Regions from separate parts of the Mus musculus genome. Here region 1 is linked to region 2. The links are chromatin loops, found by intact Hi-C in ENCODE. Cell type or tissue: gastrocnemius. All regions are shown on one strand. Each heading gives the region's core, and the rest is flanking DNA. Links, peaks and the distances in the headings are about the cores only. Region 1 holds the start of Nr2f2 (nuclear receptor subfamily 2, group F, member 2). Region 2 has its middle 54 kb from the start of Gm35894.

Region 1 (9,662 bases), core at 904-8,903, 280 kb after region 2:
TATGCTGGTATTATTGCCATTTGGAGCAGGCTCGCTGGGTGTGTTTTAATGACTATATGAGTATTTAAAGAGAATTTGAACAATGAAGTCCATATTCAACTGTTCTATGACCTAGAAGCGTCGTCTTGGACGTCTTTGTCTGGGTACATTGACAAATGTGCATCTGATACATGTGCGTTTACATGTGTGTACAGAGGGTGTGCACAGGCAAGGCTGAGAGGCTGCCTCCGCCTGTCCATCAGCGGACAGAAAGGTCTTTCTCCCTCTTTTCATGACCGGGTGTGTGACAGGTCACTGGCTGGCCAGTTAGCTAAAACCAATAAGAGAGGATAAAGTTGAGAGGAATTTATTTTAATTGCATCATAACAATGAGGTGAAGTCTGGTGTTTCTCAGCATCCGAGATGCTTCATTTGAGCATTTAAAATGTCAGGCCACAAATCTATAAAATATTAGCCCTCCAAAGAAAAAGGCAAATATCGAACGGTTTCTTTTCCTATAAACAAACAAACAAACAAAAAGGAGCTACCAAGCCGAGCAAGTGATGGGAATTCATTAAGCAAAGGATTTGCCACCCTTCGGATCTAGCCAAATCTTTGGTTTGCAAGCCCAGATCCCGGCACCTTGCCACCTCCGCTGCGTACCCCTCTACAAAGAAGGGGAGAGCATTATTCAGTCTTTTGGAATAGTGGGTTCTACATAATGCGCCGGGAGTCCCGGGTGGACCGCGAGCGGCGCATTTAGAGGCATCGCCAAGTTGCGAGAGACTAAGTCTTTGGCTCCATCCTCAACCCCTTGCGGAGCCTTTAAGAGTCGTAGTGTGTGCGCCGCGCGCTAGTCTTGCCGCCAGGGCGGAAACCACTGTGCCCGATGCGGGGCGGCCGGGGTCCGCGCTCCGGGGTCCACCCGGGCCCATCCCCCTCTCTGTGGCCAGGACCGCGCGGCCACCCGTCCCCGCCCCCCTCCGTCCCCGCGCGCCCCGTGCGGCTGTCTCGACGCCGCTCGCGCTAGGACCGGGCTGCTCCCGCTGCCGCCATGGCGGGGCCGCTGCGCTCCGGCCAATGACGACGAGGGGGCGGCGCGCGCGCGCCGGGCCAGGCCAACCCCGGCGGCTGCCTTATAAGGCGCGCCGTCGCCATGGCAACGTGCGCTAAGTTGCAGCAGTCGTGTCAAAGTTCACTATATAGAGAGCTCAGTGAGCTGATCGCGGAGAAGCCACTTCTGCCAGCCCCGGCGCCTATAAATCGCATTCCCTCCCGCGCCCCCCTTTTTAGCATATTTGATCACTTTGATTCTGCTCTTTTCTCTCCGCGGTGTGTGCGTGCGTGCGCGCGTGTGTGTTTTCTTCTCCTCCTCCTCCTCTGCCGGAGTTGCCTCCTTTCTCCGGGTGCCGCGCTGCTCTTCCCTCTTTCATTCTTTCTCTCCGTTTCTCCCCCCTCTGCGCACGAAGGATGCGCTTCTAGGTGCTGATCTGCCCTCCTTTCTCTCTTATCATCTCTCCCCCGCCGCCGGCGAGTTGACTCTTTCCCTATGTGTGTGAGGCGGCGGCGGCAGCAGCAGCAGCAGCAGCAGCAGCAGCGGCTCCACCGGCGGCGGCAGCAGCGGCAGCAGCAGCGACTCCACCGGCGGCGGCGGCGCTAGACGCAGCGGCTCCGGGCCCGACCCGGAGGCTTCGGCGGCGGCGGCGGCGGCCCGGGCGGCCCGCGGAGAGCAACGAGCGGCCTCCGAGAGCGGCGGCGGCGGCGGCGGCGTCCGGAGCGAGCGCGGCGCGCGCCAGGCGCCCGGGGCAGGAGGCGGCGGCGGCCCAGCGCCAGGACGACGCCGCGCAGCGCCGGACGCGGACCACTTTCATGCTGATTCCCCCGGACCCGGGCAGAGCTCCGGCCACTCCGCGGGCCGCCGGCCTCCGCCCCGGCCTGCCTGGCTCCCAGGGCGCGCCCGCGCCCGGCGCCTCCGCTCTCCCAGTCCTCCTGATTTCGATGGCTTTCCTGAATGGCTGACTGTGGGCTGCCCTGGACTTGGCCCCCGGACAGTCGCCTCTCCTTCTCCTTCTCCTCTTCCTCCTCCTCCTCTTCCTCCTCCTCCTTCTCCTCCTCCAACTCCTCCGCTGCACACTAGATCTGAGAGCGAGAGAGTGAACCAGAGAGGGAGAGAGGGAGGGAGAGTGAGAGCGAGCGAGATCTTTAGAGAGATTTTTTTTTTTTTTTTTTTGCCTCCTACTTCTGTCTTGAAGCCAGACAATCGACTTGCAGCTCTCCCTCCCCTCCCTCTCTCCACGTTCTGCTCCCACTCTCTTTCCCCTGTCCCCTTGCCCTCCCCTCTGGACGGAAAGCCCCCCGAAACCAACAAAGCTGAGCCGAGGGAAACAAACAAAACAAACACACCGGGCCAGACAAGCAATCGACAAAACTTTGCAAAAGCAAAAACAAAAAAACAAAAAAGGAAAAACTAACCAACCTCAAATCAACTAGCCCTGAGCCACCCGGGGCGCCCTCCCGCGCCCTCTCGCACCCTCGCACACACAAAAGGCGGCGCGCCGGAGCCCGAGACCCGGGAGCCGCCGCCACCCCGCCGCCGCCCGCAGCCAGGGGAGCAGAAGTCCGGACGCGGCCCCCATAGATATGGCAATGGTAGTCAGCACGTGGCGCGACCCCCAGGACGAGGTGCCCGGCTCTCAGGGCAGCCAGGCCTCGCAGGCGCCGCCCGTGCCGGGCCCGCCGCCTGGCGCCCCGCACACGCCACAGACGCCGGGCCAAGGGGGCCCGGCCAGCACGCCGGCCCAGACAGCGGCTGGCGGCCAGGGCGGCCCTGGCGGCCCGGGCAGCGACAAGCAGCAGCAGCAGCAGCACATCGAGTGCGTGGTGTGCGGGGACAAGTCGAGCGGCAAGCACTACGGCCAGTTCACGTGCGAGGGCTGCAAGAGCTTCTTCAAGCGCAGCGTGCGGAGGAACCTGAGCTACACGTGCCGCGCCAACCGGAACTGTCCCATCGACCAGCACCACCGCAACCAGTGCCAGTACTGCCGCCTCAAAAAGTGCCTCAAAGTGGGCATGAGACGGGAAGGTATCGGCCTCTCATTTCTTCCCCCTTCGCCCGCGGTCCCGGGGCTCTGGGTGCGTTTGGCTAGCCTGCTCTGGGTAAGGACTCAGAAGCCCCGAGCTCTCCCGGTTGCAGTCGGAGGGGATTTGGTACTAGGAACCGGGGAGGGGGGTGGGGGTCTGCACTGCAACCCAGATCAGCCCCCACCCCCATTACAGTCCGCATGCTTTAGTAGACTTTCCTTCTCCACTCTTTCTTCCTCTCCCCCTCTCTCTCTTTCTCCCTCTCCGGACAGCTTTTCCTTTCCTTTGCATTGATTGAGAGTTCATTAGAGTTCACCTTTCTGCAAGGAATGGGTTGTTTGTTGTTGTTTTAAAGTCCCCCCCCTCTCTCTTCCCTTTCTCTCTTTCCTTGTTTTTCCTGCATGTTCAACATATGTCCCTCCTCCTTACCCCTCTCCCCAACCCCCACCTTTTCAGAAAAAAAAAAAAACAACCTGAGATTGTACTTTTGTACAGGAGGTTCAAATTACAAATGGCAATTTTATGCACTTCGCCGTATTAACGCTGCCGCCTGGGCAGAGCTCATGTGACCCCTCCGTGGATTAACATTCTGCTTTAAAAAAATACCTCTTGTTTTCTTTTTTTTTCCTTTCACTTTTGAAACCCTGAGAGCACTGTAGGGAGTAGGAAAGTGTGGGCAAGGGGCCTTTGGCCGCTGCTTTCCCTCTGCGCCAGTTGGGTCTTTGTGATATAAAATTATCCCAGAGCCGGGAACAGTGCTCTACCAATGGCGCGCTCCGCGCCTGGGCGCGGGCTCCGGGTTGGAGCGAGCCAATGCCGGGGTTTCTTTGTGTTTCTGCGAGAGCGACTCTCCCGGTCCTGAGTCAGATAACAGCGGGTGCCTGAGCCTCGCCGGCTTTCTCCGGTCGTCACCGGCCTTGTCTGGGCTCCGCAAGCGCCCCACGTCTGCTCCCAGCCTCTCTCCCGCTTCCTCTCCTCTCTGACGGCCTCACTCTTTCTCTCTCCGCCCTTTTCTCCCTTGTCTCTCCTCCTCCGAGCTGAGCTCAGGGATCAGGCAAAGACGCCAGACCAAGACTCTGTCTCTCGCCGGGGTTTCCTTCCTGGGCTGGGGTTGAGGTTACAAGGTTTGGGGACAGTCGTTCGGAGGTGGCCACAGGCCATCTGGGGTAAACCTTAATGTCTTGTGCAAAAGCGTCTCACCCTCCCCCTACATTCCCGTCTCGTTCCTTCTCCAATCAATAAGAAATATCAGCTATTTAGCAGTTTTTAAAAAGAAAGAAATGAAATGAAACGAAAGGTGCCCTAAGGATATGCTGCACCTCGCTTACAGCTCCAGGGACCCCATTCAAAGTGACCAATTCTGGGTCCTCGGCGGACCAAGCCTAGATGGGCCTCACAGGCAAGTGTTGATCTCTGGCGAGCAGAGCTGGCCTGGGAAGTGATTTGTGAGGAGTGGTTGCCAGGCCGGCAGGCAGCAGACTCTTGTGTCTGTTTGTAGCAGGCCTGCTGTTCTGGGCCTGGGACAGGTTGGTGTCTTGTAGAAGGATGCGGGACCAAGGCTGATCATTAACTGTGGAGTGTCTCCTTTCCTCCTGCAGCTGTACAGAGAGGCAGGATGCCTCCTACCCAGCCTACCCACGGGCAGTTTGCCCTGACCAACGGGGACCCCCTCAACTGCCACTCGTACCTGTCCGGATATATTTCCCTGCTGCTGCGCGCGGAGCCCTACCCCACGTCGCGCTTCGGCAGTCAGTGCATGCAGCCTAACAACATCATGGGCATCGAGAACATTTGCGAACTGGCCGCACGGATGCTCTTCAGCGCCGTTGAGTGGGCCCGGAACATCCCCTTCTTCCCTGACCTGCAGATCACGGACCAGGTGGCCCTCCTTCGCCTCACCTGGAGCGAGCTGTTCGTGTTGAATGCGGCCCAGTGCTCCATGCCCCTCCATGTCGCCCCGCTCCTTGCCGCTGCTGGCCTGCACGCTTCACCCATGTCAGCCGACCGGGTGGTCGCTTTTATGGACCACATACGGATCTTCCAAGAGCAAGTGGAGAAGCTCAAGGCACTGCACGTCGACTCCGCCGAGTATAGCTGCCTCAAGGCCATAGTCCTGTTCACCTCAGGTAGGAAGGAGACCTGTTCTCAGGTACCCAAGAACTCCCAGGGCAGAGTTAGGGACTTGGGGAAAAAAATGGCCAGCCCAACTTGCCTCTTAAAAGACCAAAGTATGGAGTGCACTTTGAGGTGGGAACATGATATATCTGCTGGCTTGTCATGGGGTGCAGAAGAATTCCCCATGCATCCTTATGTATGGAGACATACACACACACACACACACACACACACACACACACACACACACACACACACACACACACACATACAGGGCCTTAGGGCCTCTCAGGCCCCTTCCTCTCATGCAATAGCCAACCTAGAATGTACTCTGTTGCTCCTGCCTGAACCCAGGTCCTCTGGGCCTATTTGGCCCCCAGGGAATCTCTTCAAGTTCTGGGATTTTTTTTTCTTGGCACCCTGGCTGGGACCTCAGGAAAATAGCCCTGGGCATATTGCAGCCCTGGCATCATCTCTGTAGGAGAAACTTTGTCCCTGCAGGGAGAAAGTTTGCCTGCGAAGTCAGTAGGAGTTGGGGCTCCAGGCAGCTCCAACCTGAGAGCAGCAATTTTTAAAATCACAATCTCATTAAAAATAATGCAGACCGTCAGGAGGTGGGGGGTGCTGTCAGAATGGGACAGGAGAGGCTAAAGGACTACCATAATTCCAGAATGTCTGCAGGGGGTTGAAGGCTGGCCTCTGGCTTCCCCTATTCAGGCAAACACTTCAGGCAATTTTGAAGCAACCCAAAGTGTGTGCCCACTTGGGCTGGGTCTGAGGGTCTGAATGTTGCTGGAGATATAAAACCATCATTGACTGCATTAGGAAATCTAGTTAGTTTGCATGTAGTTTAACCTGTGTGAGTAACAGATCTGATATTCATTAACTCTTGAGGCCCAGTGATGTTTGAAAAGTGTCTGGTTTTCCATTTCGGGCCACACCTGAGCCTTTTGGCTGCCTCCAGTCTCAGTACAGCCACAGCCCAGGTGGGTGGAAATGGCTCCCACCCCTCACAACTAAATTCTCAGCTGATTCTTTTGTCATGGGTGAGAAGCAAAAGGGGCCCCTGACTAAGAATAACAAACATTTGGACATTGGCAAGGCCTGGTACCTAGTCACTCACTCCAGATCTTTAACCTTATAGTCAGAAAGCTGGAAGAGACTGTGAGTTTATGGGATAAACTGATAGGAGGACCATAGTGTCTTCTTTATTATTTAAAGAAGTCTGAGAACTAAATCATTAGCTGAATGTCCTGCAGACTCATTCTCAACCTGCCGTCTTATATGAGAGTTAGTGTTTCACACACACACACACACACACACACACACACACACACACCAGGTCACCCCAAACTCTGCCTTCCAAAGTCCTCAGATAATCAATCAGAGGGCATCACTCCGGCCAGACCAGAGCTGTATGCAGAAGGTTGAATCTGGTTTATTCTTCTCATGAGCCTGTCCTATCTAGAGTGATTACTTGACACAAAATGTGGTGGCAGGCTAGTCCTCTCCCTTTGCCACCTCCACCCCTTCACATAACCTGATACTCAGCCTGTGTTCTCAGATGATGAAGGTGGCTGTTAATTTCTTGATATCATTGTTAATTCTTCCCCTTTCCCCCTTGGTCTTTCAAGGGAAGACATAGCTGGCAATGACGAAACAGTTTAATTTATTATTGTTTGCAAGACGTGGAGGCCTGTGTGGAGAATGCAGAGGGCCTCACAAAGAGATAAAGATCCCTGTTATCTGATTCAGAGGGAGACACACAGTTCTATCCAGGAGGGAAGGAGCCTTAGACAAACAGATATTTCATTCCTGACCACAGTCACCTAGGCATTCTGTAGACACATGAAGTCCTGGACACCGTGGAGGAGGATACATGTGTGTTCTGATGGTGGTGGTGACTGTTTTAATGATTCACAATATGCATGTCTTAACCCCAGTCTTGTCTGGGGAGCCCTGAAAGGTCAGGTCACAACCTGAACTGCCTTCACCAAGAAGCCTCTCATTTCAAAGGCACTTATGGCACTTATTGTAATTTCACATATCAGGAAAAGAAAGAAAGAGAGAAAGAAAGAAAGAAAGAAAGAAAGAAAGAAAGAAAGAAAGAAAGAAAGAGAGAGAGAGAGAGAAGTGTTTTCCTAAAGATAACAGGGAGGGGGGATGCTTCTTGCAGAGACCTGGGCTTAAAAAAAATAATAAAGGGGGGTGGGAGAAAAGGGAGAGAGAAGAAAAGGAGGGGAAAGAAACAGCTCAAATGAACAGAGAGATCACAGTTTGCATGGCTGACCTTCAATAGGCTAAACTGACAAGATCAGTTTTAAAGGGCCACTTAAATCAGTTTCAAAGACTGGAGAAAAATGAGTCGCCCTCTTTGGGGAGAATCTGAGGCAGGGTCTTGGACGCCATTACTGAAGGCTGGGCCAGGTTGTCACACCGCCTCCCCCCCCCCCCAATCCCCATGCACACTGTATAATAAGCCAAATTCAGAGGATGGGGGGAGAAGTATTGATGGTTGGGTTCTGTTTGTCTGGGTACTTTGCACCAATACACTGTCTTAGGCCTCCCAATGACCCAGCCTGAGGACTGGAGCCATGAAAGCCTGCATCACCCAAGCGTGTTTTATTTTAAAGTAAACACTCCAGGACCATCTCAAGCTTCGTCACCTCCCTCCTCCCCCTTGAAGTTTTTAGTGTATAAGCATTTTCTCCAACTCTGGATGGGGCAGTTTGACAGAGCACTGTAGGCACCTCAGGTGACCCATTTCCAACCTCTTAATCTGATGAATTCTCTCTCCCCCTCTTTCCCCACCTTTTTTTATTTTTTTTAAACTTTCTTCCAGATGCCTGTGGTCTGTCTGATGTAGCCCATGTGGAAAGCTTGCAGGAAAAGTCCCAGTGTGCTTTGGAAGAGTACGTTAGGAGCCAGTACCCCAACCAGCCAACACGGTTCGGAAAGCTCTTGCTTCGTCTCCCTTCCCTCCGCACGGTCTCCTCCTCAGTCATAGAGCAATTGTTTTTCGTCCGTTTGGTAGGTAAAACCCCCATCGAAACCCTCATCCGGGATATGTTACTGTCCGGCAGCAGTTTTAACTGGCCATATATGGCAATTCAATAAATAAATCAATCAAAATAAGGGGGAGTGAAACAGAGAAAGAAAAGGCAAAAGACTGGTTTTGTTTGCTTAATTTCCTTCTGTTAAGAAAGGATGTTACAAGTTTGCTAAAAAGAAGAGAGGGGAAGAATTTAATGGACTGTGAATTTCAAAAAGGAGAGAGAGAAAGAGAGAGACTGCCAAATGAACTTTTACAGAATGCATTAAAAAAAAAGAAAGAAAACAACTCCTGTGTTGGGCAGAACAACCTGCTACTTATCATTTTTGTATAAAAAGGAAATTAGTCTTTTTTTCTTTTTGGTAAATTTTTGAAAAATATTGCTAAAAGTGCATTTAAGGAGATTGGGAGAAAATTAGCAGAATGGACAAAGTAAGTCATTTTTTTCCAAATTATTAATTGTCCTGTGTCTATGTACCTCTAGTTGTTCTTTTTTTTTTTTTTTAACTTTTCTGGTTCCAAACCAGTTTATTCTGTGGTTCAATAATAAGTTTTGATATAATCTTGGCTTCTTAAAAACTGTGTATCATTAAAATATATGTTCTGCAAGAATTAAAACTGAGTCCATGAAAATAGCATAGGAAAACATAAAACTTTAAAAGGCAACTCAGAGATGGTGGAAATGCACTTACAAGTGGTGGCCAAATTGTTTTTTTTTTTTTTTTTTTAAGGTAAAGTTGAGCACTCTAATTAGCAAGCTGGGGGAATCACATCAACACTTAGCTTCCCCACCCCCACCCCATACCATGACAAACCTAGCTTTTTAAAAAAAATATTTTAAGAAACAGAAGGAACTGTGGAATTTATTGGCAGCCAAGGAATGTGTCCAAGACACAAGCTGAGGTTTTTGAATAAAAAGTGAACTTTTGTAATTTGAATTGGGTCCCCCCCCCTTAGTTCTTGAATTGTTATGAATCCTATATCTGTTTGTATATTTGCAAGCCCTTTGTATTATAATTGTTGATATTTCCCCTTTTTAAAAAATACCATTGAAATCAGCATGACAAAATAACACTGTTGGCACTTATAGGTAACGTGATTGATTCAGTATCTTAGAGTTTACAGTTTGTGTTTTTAAAAAACTGAAGGTTTTTTTTTTAAGTGCAACATTTCTGTATACTGTAAAAGTTATAATAACTGAACTGTTTGGTCGAGTCTTTGTGTGTTATATTCCAAGGAAATTGAAAGTATTCAGAAATTAAAATATTATTTGATATCTGAAATCTGCTTGGCTGTCCCCACTCACTGTCTTTCCACGGAGCTGAGCCCCTGTGAGTTCTCGCTGAGCCAGCGGGGGCCCCATTTGTTTACTCCCTCAATCAGTTTGTTCAAAGGTAGACTAGTGTATTTGCCTGTTTAATTTGGGTGTGGTGTG
Region 2 (9,662 bases), core at 1,008-9,007:
CTTCTTTTTATATTAGGAACTATAGAACTGAAAGCCTTTAAAAGTGATGCAATAATCACCCCAGCTTCACAGAGTTCCTGAGAAAGAACTTTCTCAGCTTCTCAAAACCTTTCAAAATCCCCTTGTGTTGTTTTTAAAGGAAAGTTCGAAGTGAGATCCTGACCTTCCCTTTATCATTCTTTGATCACTTCTCAGAGTCATGTCTCACAGCAAACTGAGCCATAAGATGCCTGACTAGAAAACAAAATGATATTCAATCTGCTGTAAAATGTGCTGGATGATCTTAAGTGATCATAATTAAGATGACAAAGCTTTTGTTTGTCCCAGACATAGGCCTACATGCACACATATTCACATATATTTATGCATGTATACACATAGACACACACATGTCACATATGCATAGACACATATCTTCAAAAAGGTTTCCATCTGGAGTGCCACCATTCTGTTCTGATCTCCTGGGAACATCGGTTCTCACATAGGAGGGCCTAGCTCTACCTTTCCTAAGGCCCTATGTAGACCACACTTTCCAGAACAAATGTGTCATAGACTGACTGAAGGTCTCCATTCTCCATGTCACAAGTGCAACTAACATCTCCAGTTTTGGAAATGAATATTCAGTGAGCCTCATGTTGCAGGCCTTTACTCCTATTAGCAGGAAGAGGGATCTCCATGACCAGACATTGCTATTCAACCACTTACTAGCTTCAGGAGGAAGGAGAAATTGTAAGTATGTCCTTGTGTGCCCTTCTAATATACAACGGGAATTGAAATTAATCTAACTAGTCTGAAGGAGAACGTCAATGCCAGAGTGATCAGTTCTAGATACAAAACTGAAAGAGGAATAACGGTGAAAATTGACGGTTATTTTCTATCTAGTTTTAGGTTGGAAAACCATTTTTGAAGATGTATTTGATCATTAGAATTCCATATACTGCTGAGACTAACTGCTTAACTCTTTAAACACCTCCAGAGAAAGTGATATGCACACACACACACACACACACACACACACACACACACCCCTACCTGTATGGCAGATGAGGATTTATAAACAGAGTAAATAGTAGTCCTACCTTTGTATTTCTACCTCAGTTATGATGACCTTGCAAGGCACAGTTGATTGGTTGTTTTAGGTTTTCAGTGTTAAACCTTTTAACCAGAGTAACTAAGATGACACTTGGGACGACTCGTCTTGAGTGCATGGAGTTTCGGGGGTTCTGTTTCTGTCAGAACTGTAACTTTGTTGGGCCAATGCTGAGACAAAGTGTTTGGATCCCCTTTTCATATATTAGCAAGATGATAAACATTAGGCCTCCATGGCCTCATGAGTGGTGCATATTCAAATACTGCAAAAAGAAACCCTTAGGTTGTTACTAAGAAGTAGTGATTGGCACTGGAGGGATGACTCAGAGCTTCTACAGAATAGTTGTAATAATAAAATATTCATGTTATCACATACATCCCATCAAAATGGATGGATATTAATGTCATTCTAATACTTTTTTTTCTACGAAAATAAAATTTTAATTAAGGCGGAAAAACATTGCCTGAGGTAAGCTCAACTGTTTGAAATTATTAACTTCCTGGCCACTTGTTGCTAAACTACGAGACCTGTAGAAGGAAAGAAATTAAGGACTCCAGGGATTAACATGGTTTTGAAAGCTGCATCCCCTCCTCCTGCCTTGGCCTTTTCGATACGGCCAGCTAAGCTATAACTATTTTTCTCCACTCTGTCAGAGTCCAGCTTGGAAGCTTTTTTTTAAATAACTGGCTTTTCAAGATGCTTCTCCTCAGAGCCTTTTTATTTGGCTACAGTACCTAGAAGCAAATTTCTCCCAGTTGCTCAACAGTCCAACGCCTCCCTGTCTTCACCGCTGAAGCATTTCATTGCTGTCTCATGGACAGGGTGGTGTTCTGTTACAGTGGCCTCAATAGCTCTGTGCTTCCTAGCGCACCGATTAGCTTGTCAGTCAGGGCCTGGGGGAGGCAGTGTAAATCCCAGAATACCAGGGGCCAAGAGTTTGAACAGGGAGGAATGTGCCCAGGCCCTGTGGTTGCCTACCACCTGTTGCTCAGCAACATGTGCAAAGTGAATTAACTTTTCTGCTACAACATGCCTTAAAGGACACTTGCAATGGCAGCCTTAAGCTTTCAGAATATTTTAACCCATTATCCAAAATCCACCCCTCCTGATCTGGTACTGCTTCTGGGACTCCTTGAACGGCTAAGTTTGACAAACAGGTTGGCCATGGTGAGGGGGAGGGCGTGCTAATTGGGAAAGGCTACAGAGGGGAGCAACTGGTTTCTTGTTTTATTTTTCAAAGTCAACAGCCTGCCTGCTTCTTGATTACACATTAATGGAAAACAGTTCCCACAGTTTAATGTGAGCATGCTGTGTGGGTTTCTGTATAGGGGTGCACGTCTACGGGCGTGCTTCTTTCTTCAACTTCCAATAGCGCCTTTGGGGTTACCTGGGGAGTCATAATGTGGGATTTCCTTGTCTGAAGGTTGGAAACACACAAGATAATTTAAAAGTAAAGAAAGGAAAGCAAGGCTGGCACAAAGGTTACTATGCACAGCTCGTTGGCTCCCATTCTCAACTGAGCTCCAAGAATTACTTAAAATGGGGATCAGATATATTTTATCTATTAACAGATAATTATAGGATGATATTCACACACACACACACACACACACACACACACACACACACACACACTTCAAATGTCCCAGCTCCACTAGGACAAGCTGTGAAATCAGCCACATCCAAGGTGTCAGCAATGTCTTCCAGTCTACCTCAAGAAATCATCTTACGGATATTTATTATCCAGAGCCATACCACCCTGACCACAAAAGGAAACCATGCTTAGTGCATTGAGGCACCACAGGCTGTGAAAAGTTTTGCTTTCAGCACTTAGAGTTTTCTCAGAAAACCTCCACAAACTCACCACAAACCACACTGTCAACTGGCAGGCTTCAGATAGGAACTGTTAAACTAATTCATTCATTTTAAAGGGATTTCTAGAGATACAAACAAAAGCTCCAAAGCCATGAGTAGACACATTCAAATTCAGAGGTGGGCATGGAAAACACACACACACACACACACACACACACCATGCACGCATGTACACATGAATGCACGCACACTTGCACACATACACACTAATACCCTCAAGTATGGGATTGGCTTAGTAATAGAGTAGTTTTATAGAATGCATTAGGCCCTTGGGTCCAGTCTCCAGTGTGGGAACAAAAGGAAAAGGAAAGGGAAAGGGAAAGGGAAAGGGAAAGGGAAAGGGAAAGGGAAAGGGAAAGGGAAAGGGAAAGGGAAAGGGAAAGGGAAAGGGAAGGGGAAGGGGAAGGGGAAGGGGAAGGGGAAGGGGAAGGGGAAGGGGAAGGGGAAGGGAAAGGGAAAGGGGAAGGCAAGGCAAGGCAAGGGAGAAGGGAAGGGAGAAGGGAAGGGAAAAGAAGGGAAGGTAAAAGAAGGGAAGGTAAAAGAAGAGAAGGGAAAGGAAGGAAAGGGAAGGGAAGGGAAGGGGAAGGGGAAGAGGAGGGGGAGGGGGAGGGGGACGGGGAGGGGGAGGGGGACGGGGAGGGGGAGGGGGACGGGGAGGGGGAGGGGAGGGAAAGGGTAAGGGGAGGGAAGGGAAAGGGGAAGGGGAAGGGGAGGGAAGGGGGAAGGGGAAGGGAAGGGAAGGGGGAAGGGGAAGGGGAGGGAAGGGGGAAGGGGAAGGGGAAGGGGAGGGAAGGGGGAAGGGGAAGGGGAAGGGGAAGGGAAGGGAAGGGAAGGGAAGGGAAGGGAAGGGAAGGGAAGGCTAGGCTAGGCTAGGCTAGGCTAGGCTAGGCTAGGTTAGGTTAGGCTAGGTTAGGTTGGGTTGTATTCCATTTCTCTATAAGCGTATTTTTCTAACTTTATACATCCTTTCAGAAACAGACTCAGTAGTAAAAATTCAAGCTTTCTATGTGGGCATAATGTACAAATACTACAAAATAGAATTTTTTTCTCCTGCAAGTGTTCAACTATTGGGAAGTCTACTTTCTTTTTTTTTTAAGCCCCTCAGCGAACTTTCATACATAAACTTAGAAGCAGCCACTAGAACGATAGAAGGGCCTTAAAATGTTCACTGTCATGAGGGGAGGGGAAACTGGGGGGGGGGGGGCGTGATCATCAGAGATAAACGAAGGGCAGTGCCACATCGATCCACTGTGATTCCATCACAAAGAGCCCCTGTCCCACTCCCTGGCAGGTCTCCTGTCAATAAATATCACTCCTGGAATCCAAGGTAAACAAATAACATGTTATATAAGTAGGCCAACATGCAGATATTAGAGCTATAAAGGGACACTTAGAACAATATCTTAAATTGTCTTATCAATATGCTCTTAAAATTTCTATTTAAAAAAAAATACCTGGCTGTACACACTGCAGTCTACAAGCCTTTCGTGATTACTGTTGTTCCGTGTATCACTTATTTCACAGACATGTGTGAACAGCAGTTTCTGACATCTAGCTGTAGTGATTCTCATAGCCGGTGAGTCCATCCTCTCGGAGTCAGAGCAGCTCAGGAATCAGCGAGTTACTCTGTTCCCCTGGCATTTCATGCCCTGCTGCAGCTCCAGCCTGTTTCCCAGTACCCGCTTCTTATGTACCCACAGTCGAAGTTTCTCAGACCCTCTGCTCACGCTGGCCCATCCCACAGCAGCCCACACAGAAACCAGGATGCTCATTTGCAGACTGTCAGGCTTCCCTGTGAAAGCCCAGATGGTCCCTGAAAGATCAAAACATTCGCAATGCGCTTTGAAGGAACGGCTCTAACGAAGCTGCTATGGGCTAACCTTCCGACATGGCAAGGATTCACCAGATGGCTAAACAGAGGACTTGACTTCCCAGAGCCTGACAAACATAACCAAACGTTAGGTTTACTTACTTCCAAAAAAATTAAATTTTCTAATTTCTGATATGATTTCTTGGTTATTTACATAAAAAATTGGAAAAAACCTCACCTTTTTTTTTCCTGAAGTTGGACCTAATTGCTTTTTTATTTACTTACTGATTGACTGGCTTACTGTCCTTTAATTTGGTGCTAAAGAGAATACCCAGGACATTACATAGGCTAAGCACATGCTTTACCATTGAGCCACACCCCATCTCCCAACTGAGCAGTTTAAAAAAAAGTAGTTACAAATAAGAACATACAGAATACGCGCGTGCATGCGTGTGTGTGTGTGTGTGTGTGTGTGTGTGTGTGTGCGCACACACACACACATTCCACCACTTGCTCACTTGTGTGACTCTACCAACGCTTAAGAAATTCAATCGCTGAGGTAACTGAACCCAGCAATCCCTTCTGGATGACACAAACATCTTATCCAGCTCATTAAGTACCACAGGCAACCTGGCCACACCAGGGACATTCCGTGCTCAAGATAACTCCAGGGAACACAAATTCTGTCACAGCATCCATTACATTTCATGTTCATTTTATTTCTTCTATATTCTCAAAGGTATCAGCGTGAGTCATCACGGCCTAGAGTTAACACAACAACGAGGACAAACAAGTGCCAAGACAGGCAAAAAAAAAATAAAACAAAACCCTAGGCAAGTCAAATCCATTCCTGCCCTGAGTAGCCAGATAGAGCTCGGATTTCAGGTTCATGTGATAAAAACAGAGTTCTCTCACCTGACAGCCACAGAGATCCAAGTGTAGATTTGCCAGTGAAGAACAAAAGTAATAAAAAAATAATCATCTGTGAGGTTATAGAAAACAGCCCAGGGGAAAATGTACTTCTCCAGCATAGGCCCATATGATAAGAAAATAGAGACAACATATATTTTCCTTCTTTGGAAATTGATATAGGAAAACAGGCTAATGAAATCTGATTAATATAAATTGTTTAGCTAATTATCTGGAGGACTTAAGGCTGGATTGATTTTAACTTCAGCATTATGATTACATGTGGCTTAGTGATGTGAATTTCTCATTCTGTACAAGGTTCTTGACGTGGTTGACAATTTTCAATACTCTTGCGATCTATCTAGTCTACTTTTTCCAGAGTTAGATACTGTGTATGTCACTTCCAGGTAGATGCTTCCTCACTCTTGGAGAGTCATCTGCAGATTTTTCCAGCAAACTCAGGTCCCCCTTTCAGAGCCAGCAGGGAGCATAGAAAAGGAATGGAGTGTGCCTAGACAGTAGAGAGCTACCAACAGTATCTGCTGCTCCTGGACCGCTGGAGTTTCCTGGATTGAGCTCAGACTCTATTCAGTAGCTGTGGCATCTTAATGATACAACCATGGAGCTGGGGGAGGAGCAGGAAAGAGTGCCGAGGTCAGAGAGTCTGATGCTAAGTTTATCTTACTTAGGATTGTGTGCGAAAGGTGGCTCAGATACCAACCATGGCTGGACGTCAATTGTGCCTCAGCTGTAAAATAAAGATAAATAGAACCAATTTTCAGAATTGCCATTAACGTACATAATAAGCACATATTCTTCGTGGCAGGTTCCGGATCTATGTTACTTACCCAATAAGAAGTAGATGAGAATGTTCAATTTTCAGTTCAGAAACCATACACACAACCCCAGAAATATACACTCACATATAAAAGCATCTATAACAGAAACACATATACTCGCATGTATGCACATACACACATATATACACATGCACACACATACATATTCATAGATACACATACAAGTACACATATAAACAAACACACACACATATATATATAAGCAAACACACATACACACACATGTGCACATGTATACACATCTATACATACTCATATACACACATAAACTCACATTCATTCACACATAGACACACAGTTCTAGAAATGGATATAAGTAAAATTTTATAAACTATTTTGCTGATGCATACGCTCGTCAGAATGTACAGAGTCCCACTCCCTGTACCCCTGGCTCTAACAATAGCACCTTAATGATACTAGAAAGTAATATTCTCCAGTATTTATCAGGGGACCCAGGTTGAATCCTCAGGTTATCAATGTAGATGCCATTCAAAGGAACAAATGAGTTGTTTTTAAAGCACATTCCAGGGAGGACTTAGGCATGCATGGGCCTGGGGCTTAGTGATGTATAGGTGTTTTCTTGTGTAATACGACAATCTCATGAGGCCATACTGACAAGGGCACAGGAGAAGTAAGAAAACGAACTGCAAGGAAGTAGTTTTCAAAGTCCCCTATCAGCTGAACAGAGTTTCAGAGGTTTGGAAACCACAGCCCACACCGGAAATACAGGTTATTAGTTTCTGCAGCTGTTGACCACGGGAGCCAGGTTAGATGCAAATCTGAGGTGTAAGACCTGTGCTGACCCTGCAAAGGTTACAGTGCTGACCCCATACAAAGAGACTTTGTACACCTTAGCACCAGGAGTCAAGAGACACAGAGGGGACCCAGGTAGAACCCAGAAGCAGGGGAGGTAACTCCATGGACATTCGCACCTGGCAGTTTGCGCTGTTTGCTTCAGGGTCCAGTGTAGCTTCTCCACGGGCCAGGCTGGGATAAAATGACTATCACACTTTATATGTAATATGCACTTCGGAAAAACCACAACTTTCTGGAAAATATCTTTAAAGAGATGATATAAACAGCCAACAAGCCTGTAAAAAGATGGTCATCCTCATTAACCATTAGAGAAATGCAAATCACAGCTATTATGAGATGTTATTTCACACATACCAAGATAACTAGCAAAAGAAATGGGTAATGATCACTGGCGAGAAGGGAAAAAACTCTGGCCTTACTGTATTGCTGGCAGGGATAGAAAACAATGCAGTTTTGCAATGCTTGAATGAGTCCAAGGAGAATTACCGTATGACTCAGAAACTCCTCTCCACTCCAATTATAATTTTAAAAAAGGTATTTAAACTAAAGATATGCATAAAATCACCAAAAGAAGTCCATCAGCTAATGAAAGAACTTTTTAAACATGACATATCCATACAATGGAATATTACTCACCAGTTTTTAAAAGTGTAGGGTTCTGATAAATGTCACAGTATGTGTAAACTTTGATTTTAAACATTATTTTGTAAGTGGAGAAATATCAGACACAGAATGATGATTTGTGCACGTTGGCAAATATATAACATATAAAAATCAAAAGTTGTGAGGATAGAGAGTCAAGCACTGGAGGTAGAGAGAGGGTACTAAGTCCCTTGTGGGTATGGACTCCCTTTGGAGAGATTGGAGATGTGTTTGCCAACCTAAACCTAATTCAGGAAGAAGAACTTCCTCTACTGCTTTCCAAGCTCTTCAGGTATCTTTCTGCCTATCGAGCTAACAAGCCCTATACCCTAGGTGAATCAGTCCAGGGCTGACATTTTGCCTACTGTTACAACCAGACTGAGTGTCAGAGCTAGAAGCTTAGGCACAGATTTAAACCTTCTGACGTCTTTCAGTTGTTATCTCCTCTTCCCTTTCACCCTTGGAACAGTTGCCTGGAACCGGTGGTGAGGACCTGTAGGCTTGTACTTTAACCCAGTGATGGAGGAGCAGTGTAAGCTGCCTTCTTTCCCTCTGAGAAGTGTATTTTCTTAAGCGAGGCCATGCTAACATCGAGCTAATGCTTGAGTTCCTCCTACTACTGTAGACAGGACAGGAAAAGCGTTCTCCACATGTTAAATCCAGCTTCGGACACCTTTCTCTCCAGACCAAAGGTTCTTTGAGGTAGGGGGTGAAAGGTCATCCTCCCACACTGGATAACTGGAGTCAACCAATTATAAGACCTCTGTGCATCTACAAAAGGGGTCTTTGAAGCCACATCAAAAGATGTTATGTGAACAATCTACAAGAAGTATAGTCAAGAGAATGAAAGGACATTCAGGACAGTGTGGAACAGTCGGCATAGTAAAATTCTAATGTAATAACGGGCAAAAACAAAGTTTTTAAAAGCAACAAATAAACTATGAACTATCTGTCTTCCAGTAGAGTGCACTTTATATACATTTATTCTATATATTGAAAAATATAAAGATGTGCATACTGTCATTAAAGTATCTGAGCTCCATAACTCAGTTTGCAAACACACAAAGACCATGTGGAAAGTCAAGGCTTCCCCAAACTCTCAGGAATGCATCTCTATTTTCTGTATAACTTGGAAAATTAAAACTGCTGCCATGGAGATCAGTTTGATGTCTCGTATTTTTCGTTTCATTTTTCTTTTCTTCTCTGTGGATCTCATCCAAACCAAACACAATGATACGGGATTTGTCTCACCCTTAAAAGACAGCTGTCAGATATGAGCCTCCAGCATAGGGAGTTGAGTCAGTGTGTCTCTGGGTTAAAGATCGCAGAGCTAGTCATAATTCTAAAATGTCCTCGAGCACTGAAGAGAGGGGTTTGGCCGGCAAAGTATTTGCCATGAGGACAAGAAGGCCTGAATTTAGATCCCCCAACACTCACATATGAAGGTGCATTACTGTAATATCATCCGTGCTGGAGACCCAGAGGCACGAGGGTCTAGCTGAATAGGGGAACTCCAGGTTCAGGGAGAAACCCTGACTCAGAAAAAAGTATGGAGAAAGATCGAGGAAGTCACTCAATGTTGACCTCTGACTTAATAGGCACATACACGTGTGGGCTCACACGTGAACATGATCATACATGTGGGAGCACACACATACAC

What was found. A loop is a pair of places that touch in the nucleus more often than their neighbours do. Peaks named below come from ENCODE experiments on the same cell type or tissue, not always from the same donor. Only the 100,000 strongest peaks of a DNase experiment are listed, where the experiment ranks them.
Region 1: a loop joins it to region 2, with 4 times the contacts of the local background. A loop is called at or near these places in 2 of 42 quality-filtered maps.

What each region holds. Positions count from the first base shown.
Region 1 is chr7:70,353,287-70,362,948 of GRCm38, reverse strand. Nr2f2 (nuclear receptor subfamily 2, group F, member 2) reads left to right here and starts at 2,356. Exons shown (of 3, transcript NM_009697.3): 1 at 2,356-3,061; 2 at 4,659-5,186; 3 at 8,018-9,662. The coding sequence starts at 2,620. The coding sequence ends at 8,292. In gastrocnemius, for the core only: no CTCF peak of the experiment used is centred there; DNase peaks (open chromatin) are centred at 3,919, 4,545, 4,687, 5,031 and 5 more places; H3K4me3 peaks cover 8,000 bases; H3K27ac peaks cover 7,918 bases.
Region 2 is chr7:70,636,495-70,646,156 of GRCm38, reverse strand. No RefSeq gene overlaps it. Among named protein-coding and RNA genes, the nearest start is that of Gm35894, 54 kb to the right of the region's middle. In gastrocnemius, for the core only: no CTCF peak of the experiment used is centred there; a DNase peak (open chromatin) is centred at 4,779; H3K27ac peaks cover 1,159 bases.